Regions from separate parts of the Mus musculus genome. Here region 2 is linked to region 1. A link is a contact called in ENCODE Hi-C or POLR2A ChIA-PET data. All regions are on one chromosome and are shown on one strand. The core of a region is the stretch at or near the end of the contact, and the rest is flanking DNA. Distances in the headings are between cores, read along the strand shown.

Evidence for each region. Hi-C counts contacts between places; a loop is a spot of excess contacts on that map. ChIA-PET counts read pairs that join two places held with the same protein, here RNA polymerase II (POLR2A).
Region 2: a map of heart shows a loop between it and region 1 (2.1-fold over the local background). The contact joins two enhancer-like sites. A Hi-C loop is called at or near these places in 1 of 37 maps with a recorded cell type or tissue (heart). POLR2A ChIA-PET finds 5 or more read pairs at or near these places in 1 of 5 experiments (Patski).

Annotation. Positions count from the first base shown.
Region 1 is chr13:42,533,249-42,540,101 of GRCm38, forward strand. No RefSeq gene overlaps it. Among named protein-coding and RNA genes, the nearest start is that of Gm32833, 130 kb to the left of the region's middle. Within about 2 kb of position 3,485, at least 1 of the 3 ENCODE cell types and tissues checked has a DNase peak (open chromatin) inside an H3K27ac peak, as active enhancers do.
Region 2 is chr13:42,572,663-42,579,515 of GRCm38, forward strand. No RefSeq gene overlaps it. Among named protein-coding and RNA genes, the nearest start is that of Phactr1, 100 kb to the right of the region's middle. Within about 2 kb of position 3,236, at least 1 of the 3 ENCODE cell types and tissues checked has a DNase peak (open chromatin) inside an H3K27ac peak, as active enhancers do.

The DNA of each region.
Region 1 (6,853 bases), core at 2,235-4,734:
ATCTCAAAGTCCACTTCGATGTAATAAAAGAGTAGCTCTATCTTTTTTCCCCCTAGAACCTGGTGCTTTCATATTTCAATCAGATAGGGAAAAAGAAGGACAACTCGACAAAGTAGTTATGGTCATCTGTGTGCTTGTAAGAAAAATCTAAGGGGTGATTTGGAAAATAAACTTCGACCACATTGCTGGGGATATCCCCCTGGGTGTAGACGTGAGTGAAGGAGGCTGGAGGTTGCCATCTTTGCCCCAGTGGATGATTTAAGAACCTAACATTGTAAAACATAGAATTTAGGTAGCATTCATGTCCACCACATTTTAGCAAGTGTTGGTTTAGAGTACAGGCAGTCCAAGACTGCATTGTAAAATCAGTGTAAATGGCTGCGGACTAGACAGTAGCAACAACAAAAGAGAAACTCATTGAGCCTTAAAGAAAGAGCATTGTTGGTTTTAATCATTCATTGTAAAGCAAATTGAATTATGTGTATCCTGCCTTGTTTCCAAAAGAATGACGCTCAGACTATGAATTATTTATTTATCTTTAGAGCAATTACTGGGTAAATTACCCTGGCCTCTTTTTCTAATGGCTAGACTAGCTACTTCCCCAACTCTGCTTCCCAGACACTTGCTTTGGGTCTTCCCAGGTTATTACCGCTCCAGCCATCTGTCTTGGGGGACGTGGAACATTTCACTCGGTCACCTGTTCCCGGTCTAATATATCTAATGGAGACCTCCTCTTCTCTTCTGTCTTCTTTCTTCTCCTTCTTCCTCCTCTTTTCCACTCGTGGTCCCTACCTGCACACCCCACCTACCTCTATTCCCTCCAGTAATTGGCCATAGCTGCCTTTATTTAACTAATAGTTTCAAATTGTGGAGCAAGGTTTGCACAACAAAAGCTCGTGTGTGTGTGTGGGAGGAGGGGGGGGGTCGCATGTCTTGGGGCAGCCAGATCTTGGGATACAGAATTTTGCATCTGAATACAAAGCAGCACCAGATCCAATCCCCAACATTTCATTTGGCTTATTGCTTATCCTTACTAGTAAACTATATTTATTTCAAACATAAAAAATAAACAAAAAAACAAAGCCCTTTGCACTCTTGTTGTATATAACTTCCCTGTGTCATGTGGTCTGTTTGGTAAATGTATGTTTGGTACATATGTGTGAGTGTATTGGCATATATTTCTATAGAGGCCAGAGGAAGATATGAGAAAGACAGTCCTCTATGTACAGGCAGAGAGACAGTATCTCACTAAACTCGAAGCTTTCCTTTCAACTCTGCTGGTAAGCCACCAAGGCTCTGAGGTCTGCCTGTTTCTGATCCACAACTCTGGGATTATAGACACATCCAACTCAGCCTGGTTTTAAACCTCCTGCTTGCATAGAAATTGGTTTCTAACCACAGAGCCAGACCCTCAGTCCCTGGGTATAAATTCTAGAGCATGCCTAATATATTCTCCAATAGCCAAGAAGACAATGCATTCGAGAACAGAGGATGTGAATGCATTCCGAGAGAGGATGTGAACTATGTGTGTTCACCCTTATGGGCATCTCCAGTCCTCTACTGACGAGCTCAACATAGCTCCCTGGGGTTAGAGAATAATCTAAAACTTCCTGGCCATGGGGAGAAGTGTTTCTTCTCCTTTGTCCCATGAGAGGATTGCCAAGGAGATGTTGTTTAAGAATGTGACATCTATTGGGCTTAATAAATATAAGTTGAAATCTCAGAGCATAGATTGCTAAGAAAATTAATATGTCAGAAAATGGCGACAAATACCTCTCTAGGATATGACTGTCCCAAAGCCTTGACCTCATCAGTAGAAGACACACTTATTTTACAGGTTCATAGGAAATGAAGAGGAGAAGCTGAAGAAAGGTTTTTAAAAAGTAAAAATGTGAATGCTACATATGAAAGTAATGCATGATATAAAAAAAGAACAATTAAATTCCATAATCTGACATGAGCAATAAGTAATGACCGGAACCAGGTTTTAACTTTAAAATGGAAAGCACTCAGAAGGCAAAGGAGGGAGGAGGATGTGTGAAGATAGAGAAAGAAAGAGGGAATGGGGGACCGAGGAAAGACTGATTTAATTATTATTTTTTATTATTGGTTATTTTTTTAGTTACACTTCAATTGTTGTCCCCCCTTCCCTGTTTCCTCTCTGCAAACCCCCTATCCCATCCCCCATTGCCCCTGCCTCTATGAGGATGCTCCCCTACCCACTTCCCCTCACTGCTCCAGCATCTCCCTATGCTGGGGCATCAAACCTCCACAGGACCAACAGCCTCTCCTCCCATTGATGCCCAACAAGGCCATCCTCTGCTGCATATGCAGCTGGAGCCACGGGTCCGTCCATGTGAAATCTTTGGTTGGTGGTTTAGTCCCTGGGAGCTCTTGGGGGGGGGGGATACTGGTTGGTTCATATTGTTGTTCCTCCTATGGGGCTGAAATACCCTTCAGCTTCTTCAGTCCTTCCCCTAACTCTTCCATTGGGGTCCCCATGTTCATTCAGTCTGATGGATGTCTTTGAGCATCCGCATCTGCATTGGTCAGGTTTCTCAGTGCATTTAGTGTGGCTGAGTCTTGGTCCCATGCTTAGCAGCCAGGTTCTTGCCCTATGCCAGTGCTCTGCCTTTGTCATTCATATATGTAGTACTGTTAAGCCACTCCAATAGCAATGCTCAGGGTTTCTTTGGGTGTTTATTTTACAGTGGAAACCATTAAGAAAAGTAACTGATGGAGGAGATATGATGATAAATGCCAATCATTTATTAAGCTCTCAGATCCACTCCACACATGGAATTAATGGGATATCGCTTTATTAGCCTCACAGCACCTGTCTGAGATGGGTTTTATTACCATACTTTTACCTAGAAGAATACAGAAGCTCAGGGAAGTCCTTTACTAAGGCCACCTTATATCCAAGTGACAGCTGGGATTTGAACCCAGGTGTGTCCCTTTCCTAGTCCACTCCACATTAGTGAGATTGGGTGCTCCAGGTGATGAGTCAAGTAGCTTGGACCTGTTTCTTAGGGTGCCGGTCACTCAGTGTATGGACAGATCGTTGTCCATATTATTTTGTGCCTTAGTTTCCCTGTCTTCTTGCTTGCTAGCTAGTTACAAACAGTTTAAATGTAGCACCAACTGCAGTAAATACAGGGCATCTATCTGTCTTCCAAATCCAGTTGGAAAGTAAGGCCAGTCCTTCAGGATCTCTTTCGTTACCATAACAAAACAAAACAACAACAGGCAGGTTAGGACTCCCATTAAAATAGCTGAGAAACCATTACCTGAACTTGGACCATTTTCTCCATTACCAAATGTCTTTGACTATTTTATTCTCATAGAGCCGAGCTCCTATCTAAAACAAAGCATTGCAAACCAACGGGCAAGAGCCAAAATTATCTCCCAGACACTCCAGTCTAGAGTAACCACTTTCTAATGAGCCACTGCTTTCATTAACGGTTTTGCGGTACTGACTCATTCTCCTGGATTCATAAGAGACACAAACATACCACATCATGTTTTTTTTCTACACAGATGCTCTTTTTAGGCTATGTAATAAGTCTCTGGTGAATCTCTGAAAAAAAATTAAATATTTGTCCCAATTTAAAGAAGTTTGCACAGAGCTGTGCAAGAATTAAAAATAACCACATTCGACTCTGCTCCCTGGTGTCAAGGCGGATGCTTTGCAAGAAGGAGCTTGGGGAAATGAAAAGGAACATGAAATGAGTGGTAAGGAAACAGATGTCCAGAGCCTCAGGGACTGGCGGTGCAATTCCTGAGCAAGCTGCAAATTGCAAATGAGTCCAGGAAGGAGATGTGGTGATGTGGGGGAGTGCTATCTTTTGGGTAGGTCCTGTGTCTGTAGGGGTTTCATTCTTTCAATATCAAGTCAGTGATGGCACTGAGAATATATTTGTGTTCCTTGTATTAATGGATGAACCCAGGCTGACCCTGAGAACATGGAAATTCAGAACAACTTGATTCAATATGCACAGAAACTTGGTGAAACATTTTAAGCTTGTGTTCCTAACAACATGCACACATACACACACATCTATATACACATATGTACACATATACACACATAGTGTACACACATGTGTGCACATACACACATACACACACCACCACCACCAACAAAAACAGTAGAAAACCATTTGGAGTTTATTATCCACCTCATACTCCAGGTCACTGAAGCACAGCTATGGACTGATTCCAAAGAAGCATACATGATGAGCTTCTAACTAGAGAGGAAGCACAGTAGCTTCCCTTTTCTTTACCCAGTGAAATATCTCAAAAAGGAGCAATATGAATTACTAAATGGCATAAGTTGTGCAGTCCTGAGACTTGTTGAACACCAAAAACATATGGTTAGGAGTGTAACTATCATTCTGGAAGGTCTTTGAAGCTCAGAATTCATGTGCCACTAGGAGAAAGACAGGGAGGAGGGAAAACATGGGGGATATACCTATGACCCCAAGCCTTTATCTCCATTCACACAAAAAGGTCCCCAAACTCATACACTGTCATACCTGTGGAAATGCTGCATTCAAATTCCTCAGGTTCCCTTCATATTGGTTCACTACACTAAGACTTCAGAAATTCTGGACATTGCAGTTCTTTCCCATTCACAAAGAAGTACCCATTCTCCAATTCTAGATCACAGACACCCTGAGTCTAAAGACGCTTGGAATTAGATGGTTTCTTCTAACAAAATTAGAGGCCAAGAGCAAGAAGAGAAAAATTACTCAATCCAAACTATCCAGCAGAGCAGAACAATGGTTACAGATTGATGCATGCAGGACATTGTCTATTTTTTCCCATTACAACCCAGGATTCATCACCATAGGGCCATGTAATTAGTAGGCACTCAATAAGTACTTGGATGGAAAAAAAAATACTTAACAAGTCCTGAAGAGTCATCCGTTGTTCTTCCTACTACCCAAGTACACATGGTAGATCTCCAGAAAACATCATCAACAACAACCATTTGAGAACTGACTGAGCTCTGAATGCCCCACCTCAAGCCCTGAAATGACCTAATATTTTATCTTGGAATGTTCCACTATGTTTCCAAAAATTCCTAGTATGTAGTGGTGTGGTTTGGCTTACTTGTGTTTTCACAAGCTTGGCTATGTTAAGTCTACTGCCAAAGCTCCGTTGTTAGCCCCATATATCAGATATTTGCCTATGAAAACACATCACCTCTGGTTACTAATTTGGGGTAGTGATTCTCTGGCTTTCTCCTTAACTCATGTCAACTGTGCTAGTTGCACAACTTGTTTACCTTGGTCTGTAGTAAGAGGAGATTTAGCATATCACAAGATCATACACAGGTGAATCTCAGCACATATTGAGTCCTGTACCAAGATGCTTCAGTGCTAGGGACATGGCTCGGTTGGTAAAGTACTTGCTTTCCAAACTAATATCCTGAGTTTGCTTTCTAGAATCCAGCAAAAAGCCAGATGTGGGGACTAGAGAGTTAGTTCTTCAGCTAAGAGTGAGTATTGCTCTTCTTTTAGGGGACCTGAATTTGCCATATCAGGTGGCTCACAATGGCCCATGACCTCCATCTTCAGGAGCAAGGTGGGGAAGTATTATGCCTCTAGCTTCCAAGGCACCACATCCACCCTTATGTGCACATAACCATAACAATACACACACACACACATATATGGAGAGAGAGAGAGAGAGAGAGAGAGAGAGAGAGAGAGAGAGAGAGAGAGAGAGAATAAAGACAGTTAACACACATACACAGAGTTTAAAATGAAAACAATTTTTTTTTATATATAAAGCCAGATGTGGTGGCAGACATCTGTAATCTAGGAGGCAGGTAAATCTTTCCCACACATTTGCTAGGGCTCACCTTTTCAAGGAGATGGACACAGATAACTCATTTTTAAAGGAAAAAAAATCTGATTTCAAACTAGATTTGCAGGTGAGGCCAGTTTTTTTGTTCTGAAGAATTTCAATAAGCGTCCATAAAATATTGGCCTGGGACAGAAATATGATTCACATTACATTCACCTTTTTGTAAAACACACCTGTGCAAATGGGGAAATATTTTTGAGACAACAATGAAGTAGGCAGAAAAACTCATTGTTGTTCCATGTTTTAGGAATGACCCAGGGGTCTGGAACCAGAAGGGCCAAAACCCTTTAGCATGTACACTTTTTCAGATCCTGGGGGCTAAGGACAACCTAATCCCCTGCCTGAAGGACTTCTGCTTGTTCCATAGCAAAGCCAGAGATGAGAGATGGACCATGGAGTCCTGCTATGCTAACTGGGAAAGAATATTTAAACTCATAGAGAGGTGACAAATGCCCTCATCCTAGCCAGCTTTGTATGACATGTAACAAATAGTAACGTCTTGACACTGAGATGTTCATAGGCTGCATTAAAATAATAGCACAAGAGACATTGAAAATAAAATAAGATTTTAAAAAGATACATTAATGTGCTCATGTTCCTTGAATAACAGTGGTGTTATTTCCTAAAGCACGTTATTTTGTAAATAGCACATCTCTGAACTGTATCTAGTACCTATAACTTGTGGAGCATCCTAGCTAAGTTACACAGCACACTGTAGAGTGTCAGTTTTTTATCCTAGTATCAGAGGCTGACTGGGAGCTGAGGTCACTGCTACTGCACACTCTCAGGGGCAAGGATGGAATTGTGTGTGGCTGTTCCAACAACAAAACCAAATCAAACCTTGCGCTATGTTTTGACACCATGGTAAGTAAAAAAAATTACACATCAAGGTTTTGTAAGTCAAGGCCTGTCTCTATATGAAAAATCAGATAAGAATGTCACAGTAGTGGCACAATTAGCGCATGGTACTTCACAA
Region 2 (6,853 bases), core at 1,986-4,485, 39 kb after region 1:
CACACATATATATAATACCATATCTCATGTTTGTGTATATACATATATATACTTACATATATGCATATATACACACATACATGTCACATCTACAATTTCAAACCTTTGATTATACTCTCTCTTTACACTAAATGCTTCAAGCATTGAACTCAGAAATTGAAAACATAAATATGGAAGCCCAAACCACAAAACCACAAGGGAAAAATACCTACCTAGAAATGAAATGCTGAAGAACCGCAATGATTTTAAAATGGAGGACACAAGTAAGGTCCATTAGGAGAGTGAAATAATATCCTACGAAGCAAGAACATGGGGTTATAGTATATTACAATGTACAGATGCAAATAAAATACACATAAGCTAAAATACTTGCCTATCCCTAGGCCTCTTGTAATTAATGAGTTTCAATGAATTAAATTCAAGAAGTTAAAGAAAAGGAGAAAAAGCTACACACACACACACACACACACACACACACACACACACATACACACACACACACAAATCAGCAAAAAGTCCCCAGAAAGAATTACAAAGACAAGGAAAGAGATGCACGGCTCAGAACACAAAGATGCTTATCTTCTTCAAGGAAGAGAGAAATGTATGTAGGCAGGACTGTGAGGGCTCCAATCCACACTCCCCAGACTCAAAACAGCAAAGCGCCAGGCTTCAGCTCATGTCCTGAGGTTGCTGAGTGACGACTGGCGGGAGCCTATATATGTTCAAAACTTTGGCAAACAGGTTTGGACTCCCCAGAATTTTGAATATTCAAAGAATAGGACCTAGCAAGCTTGAGCTTATCATCTAAGAATCTTGAGTATGTGTAACAGGGAAAAAAATCTACCCCCAGATTTCCATCTGAACCCTCCTGTGCACTCTCTCTGAGGTAATCTTATGCTCAGAACAATGGGATGTCTATAAGAAGTGGAAGACGTTAATCTGTACAAAGGGATACCACATAATACCAAAGATTGTGTATAGGTGAGTTGATATAAGGCGACACCTGAAGGAGAGTTTGGGTCAAAAGAAAAGAAGCTTTAGAAAGCACAACTGTAAGGAGGATTTCGTGTATATAAATTCCCACCCAAGTCAAAAGGTAAGTTGGACTTAGACTGCATCTGTGTGTTATAAAAGAAAGCCAGAGACGGAAGGACCTAAAACACACGCCATTGGTTACCTCTGGAGCAGACATCAATACATGCAGCCATCAAAATCTATGAAGTTTCACTAATCCTGTCTATGAAGTTCTGTTTCTAAAACCGAGTGATGGGGATGCAGGATACCAGCTGACTGTCATTCTTCCTGCTTACATTTAAGTCCCTTATAGAACACAAATGAGTTAATTCACACCAACCAACTGCACTCACTGTCTGCTTCCTTTTCAGAGACCATCAAATCCCTTTATTTCTTTGCCTTGTCGACAGTTTGGTAGGAAACGATTTTAAATGTCCCATCTTAAGCTTAATCCAGGGGGAGGATTTGTTTGAAAATGTACAAGAGGATAGAAAGTGAGCAAGGGCCCTGGGATACCCCAGATGGGGCATGGTGTAAAGGGACAGGGTTTTGAGGGACAACAGCTTTGTCAAGATGCCTCTCCCACCAAAACCTCCTGGCTGGCAGGACTGCCCTGTGTGGGAAACCCCACGTCACTCAGCACTTCCTTAGAACATTAGTGGTTCAAGGAGGCTCTGCATAATAGAGTGTTGACCACAAAATAGGAGGAAGTGGGGCACAAAGGGGCGAGGAGTGGAATTCTAGCGCTGGGTTTCCTCCTAAATGTCTTCCCTTATACACGTGTTGATGTTCTCCCTGGTTAAATATTTGAAAAACACATCATAGTTTATTAGGTGTTTTTCCCCCTAAAAGAACAGCCTGTTCTCATCCAAGAAAGAATGACAGCTCTCTCTACTTATTACATGAAAGTGTCAGCTGACTCCCCAAAGCAGCTTGCTTGTCCCCCCCCCCTCTGTCTTACTCTGTCTCTCTGTCTCTTTGTCTGTCTCTGTCTCTCTCTGTCTCTCTGTCTCTCTGTCTCTCTGTCTCTCTCTATCTCTCTTTCTCACAAACACACACACACACACACACACACACACACACACACACACACACAGGATAGGGGGTGAGTGAACCTGTAAAGTAAAACTGGTTCAGAGTAGAAACTGCACAGGAAATTAAAGACAGTAGCTGGCTCTAATGATGCAGAGGATGGACTGCACTGCTGAGCTTTACAGGAACGAAGGGTGATTTCAAAAACGCTGGCAATACTCTATTTTTTAATTGCTGTTTTGTAAACCACCACGTGTAAATGTTTTATTGGCTCTCTTGGATACATCACACTTTTAACAATACTTTTTCTTGTATTATATTTTTACTCTATTTGAAGTTCTTTCTAGGTGCTAAAATGCAGTGCTCTCTGAGGACCCCAAAGGAGCAGGCATCAGAAGCAAGGTGGAATGCCTCTATGCTTTTCAGAGTTCAGGCTTTTAAACATATGCCTTTAGAAGAAATAGTTTGAAAGTGTAGTCTCCGCCTTTTACCTCAGCCTGAAGAAACAGAGTATTTGCTGAGATGCTCTGGACAAACGTTTCTCAGCTAGGGGTGGGGTCTCAGTACTTTCTCCCCTATCCAAGATGGAACTGGCTTGGTCCTGGATAGGTCTTATGTAGTATCTTTAGCTCCTGTGAGTTTGCCTGTGCATCAGAAACACATGTCCACAGACAGCACTCTTCCCCACGGTTTGGCTCTCTCACCCCCAACTTCCATTCTGTCTCTGCCTTGGTGGGCAGAGGTGAAGAGCCATAGAGATGGTCAATCCGTGGCTAAGCACTGATATCCATTTACACTCAGCACTCTGACACTTAAGGCCTCTGCATTAACCACTACCCACTGCAGACACCTTATCAGACCAAGACTGAGAGCATCACAAATCTGGGGCAGGAGGCTCCTAGTCCTCTTAGGCATCCCTAAGCGGAGGAAGCCCCGCCCCAGTCTCTCGCTTGGAGCAAAGTTCTATGGGTAGATTTTTGGTGGGCCATTATCATTATCATTGTTACTGTTAAACTTTTTTGCGTGAGTGGTACGTGTGAGTGTGCGCGAGTGTTCATGTGTAGGTCAGAGGACAGCTTCTGGGTGTCTGATATCAACTTTCCACCTTGTTTGACTTGGGTTCTCTTCATGCAGCTAGTTGGCTGTGAGCTTCTGTGGATTCTCCTGTCGCCACCTCCTATCGCCAGTAGGGGGCGCTGGAACTACAGATGCTTGCGCTTCTCCTTCAGGCTTCAAATTCCACAGCCAGTCTTGACAGACATTTCTGTACAGAGGCAGTCTCCAGCCCTGCTGCTTTGACTCTGGAGAACAAGCCTGGGCTTTCCCTCGCCTTTCTTTTCTTTTTTTTCACACTAGATGAATTTATGGTATATGCGAACTAGTATTTTACAGAGTTGATTTAGGTAGAGACCAGGCAGATTTCCGTAAGAAACTTCCTATCCTTTCATACCACTGAATTTGTGGCCTGTAATTTTTGCTATTTCCCAATATGCGAGTTTGTGGCTTTTTGAATTAGTGGAATGCTGTGATTTATGAGCTTCCCTCTTTCGACCCTCTCAGCTGACTTTATCAGCGTTCTCTAACGGTATTAGCAAGAGAAAATAAACTATTTTTAGGACTGATGATCACACAAAGTTAAAGCCCAATCATCCCAAGCATGTTGCAATTTTCACAAAATTCTCCTGAGGTTGTTTCTTCTACACGTGGTTTCAGCTCAGAAATCATTGTTTCTTAAAACCTTATCCTAAACACAAGACCATAGGATATGGAGCCTGTGCTCCTGAGCGGCTGCTGGAGCTGCTGCAGCCTCCTCCTCCTCCTCCTCCTCCTCCTCCTCCTCCTCCTCCTCCTCCTCCTCCTCCTCCTCCTCCCCCTCCTCCTCTTCCTCCTCCCTCCTCCTTCCTCCTCCCCCTCCTCTTCCTCCTCCCTCCTCCTCCCTCCTCTTCCTCCCCCTCCCCCTCCTCCCTCCTCCTCCTCCTCTCCCCCCTCCTCCTTTTCCTCTTCCTTCTCCTCCTTTCTTTTCTTCAAAATCTTAATTTGGGCATAGCCTTCTGATGGATACTGGTTTGTGAGGGAAAGAGAGAAAAGAAAAACTTAAACAGAAGCAAAAGAAGCAAAGGACCCTCTAACAACCGAAGAACAGGTGGTATAGGGGAGGGTGGCTGTTCACTTTTATTGGTGGGTGAATAGCCCTGGGTAAGATCAGATTAAAAACCAGCTGTACCATCTCTGTGGATCCGACAAAGGGAAAGATGGATCTGGGTGGGAAGGTCTTAGGGAAGGAAGCTTCAAGTGAGCAGGTTTCAGCATCCTTCAAGCACACCCAGCCTGGGTACTTGCCAGTTCCCATAGATTTCCTAAAAGATAAATGGTGGACTCACCAAGATAAAGGTATTTGAAAAAAAAATTGACTTAGAAGGATAGATAGAATGAACGTTCTCTGTTTTGGCACCAGGAACTCCTAAGTATGCCAAAGGACGTCATTTGGGCTGGAGAGATGGCTCAGTGGTTAAGAGCACTGACTGCTCTTCCAGAGGTCCTGAGTTCAATTCCCAGCAACCACATGGTGGCTCACAACCATCTGGAAAGGGATCCGATGCCCCCTTCTGGTGTGTCCAAAGACAGCTCATGAATCCTCATGAATCTCTCCTGTCAACACCAGCTCCAGTGTAGTCACATACATATGACAAAAATAAATCTTTTTTAAAAAATGTTTCAAAGGATGTCATTTAGTTTATTCATGAACAACAGAAAAAGAATGACTTGGCTTCTAAGGAAAAATTAACTCTCTGGTTCTGAGATGGTCACCTTTCCAAATGCTAGAAGAACCACCCAGCGTTATTCAATAACGTTGCAGCATATCCAGGGACGAGCCCTGCAGAATGACTTGCTGAACCTAAGCATAGGCAGAAAGAAACCTACTCTGGTGGCCCCTAGAAATTCCACTGTTGCCTTAGCTTTGCTCTTGATTTAAGATGTCTTTGTTCTGGGTAGGTGGTTCCTCTCATCCTGTTGGTATAAGCCCACAAAGGCAGAATGTCATCACTGGGTGTTAGACTTCCCATGGGTATTTAAAAGCAAAGGAATATTGGCTCAGTGCTGATGATAATAAATGTAACAGAACTGTAGAGAATCCTCACGAATCTCTCCTGTCAACACCAGCTCCAGTAGGGATAAGAAACAAAGGCTCTGCCACAAAGTGGAGGTTTACTGTGCAGTCAGGAAAAGAAGTATGTAATTTGTGCCTTGCACCATGGATGCCCATCAAATGCATGTATGTACTTGGTATGTACTAAAGAAGCATGCCAAGGCCTCATTTCCTTCCCAAATAGTGGGCAAAGTCAGCTGATTCCCAGGAAGGAAAATCTGGCTTTCTCCTTGAGAAGCTAGATGAAGGGATTAACAGAGATGCTGTAAGTGCTGTGGCCATTAGATTGGTGATGGGGGCCATGCTCCGGTAGGAAATGACAGCCTAGCTGAGAGCAAAGACAACTCTTTGACTCTTTTTAAAGCAGAGTCTCAGTATGGAGCCCTGGCTAGCTTAGGGTTCACTAGAGAGGCACAGGCTGGCCTTGAACTCAAGACCTAAGATTTTAGCTGTGTATCACCGTACCAGGTAAAATGACTGTTTCAAAGATGGAGGCAATTGCTGGTAGACATGGGAGAAAGATAGTAAAAATAGATAGCAAAGATGGCCAGAGGCAGAAACCAGGTTGAAAAGAATATACAAAAGAAGGGGAAACTAATTTCAGTGGCTTAATTTTTTTACTTAAATTAGCCTTGGATTTCCTCTAGAAATTAGATTATGGTATTCCATCCCTGGGACAAGCATTTATCAAGTATGTTATATACTCTAACCATTCAAGTCTAGAGATTCAAAACATTGGTAAAATATTGGGATAGCTTCTATCACAGATTGCAGAGTCCAATAAAACGTGGCCAAAATGAACTTTGAAGAATAAGCAAGGACTCACAAGAGATGCCGTAGCCTGGGGCAACACATGGCCATTAATGATTTCCAACTCAAATGGACCCCCACACGGTCCCTGCAGTTCTCCAGAGTGACAAACACCACAGTTTGATCTTTGAACCATTCAACACCACCCTGCAGCTACTCACCGACCAGAGACAAACTACTTTGTATTCCTCAGAAGAAAGAGGCATGGAAATATTCAGTTTATTGCTGTCTTCCCCACCTCACTTCTTGGCTCCCAGGAGAGGGCCTTCGCCCCTCCTCTCTTCAACCACACATATCCAGACCCTTCCAACCTCACTCAAAACTTATGGTCTTTATCTCCATCCTCTTTTGCATATCGATCAGATTTAGTGTGAAGACCTCTGCTCACTGGATTTAGTGTGAAAGCTTAGCTCTTCTCCATTTGGAAGATCAAATACATGTACACACTCACACACATACCCAATCACCTCCACATGCGGCCACACATGCTCACACATGCACACACAGACAGACATATACACAGGCATGCATACATACGCACACACCCTTTCATTAAAATAATATGCTATCTTCCCCTTGCTTGTCCTAAGATCGGTTTTTATCATCTAGTCCATGATGAATCAATAAACTCCCCCTCAGTCCTCAGCCTCCTCGTGCTCCCTACCCCATGTGATGTTAATGAAACATTTCTCACCTTCAAATAGTCTCATCTCTATATATCAACTCTTTATTAGTCTTTCTCTTCTAGATGTCTTCTCTGGACTTTCTCTGCCTTAAACATTGTGATACCCAGGTCAGACCTCCTCCTCCATTCCTTTGCTCAAGTGATTTTACTTGTGTTAAAGTTTG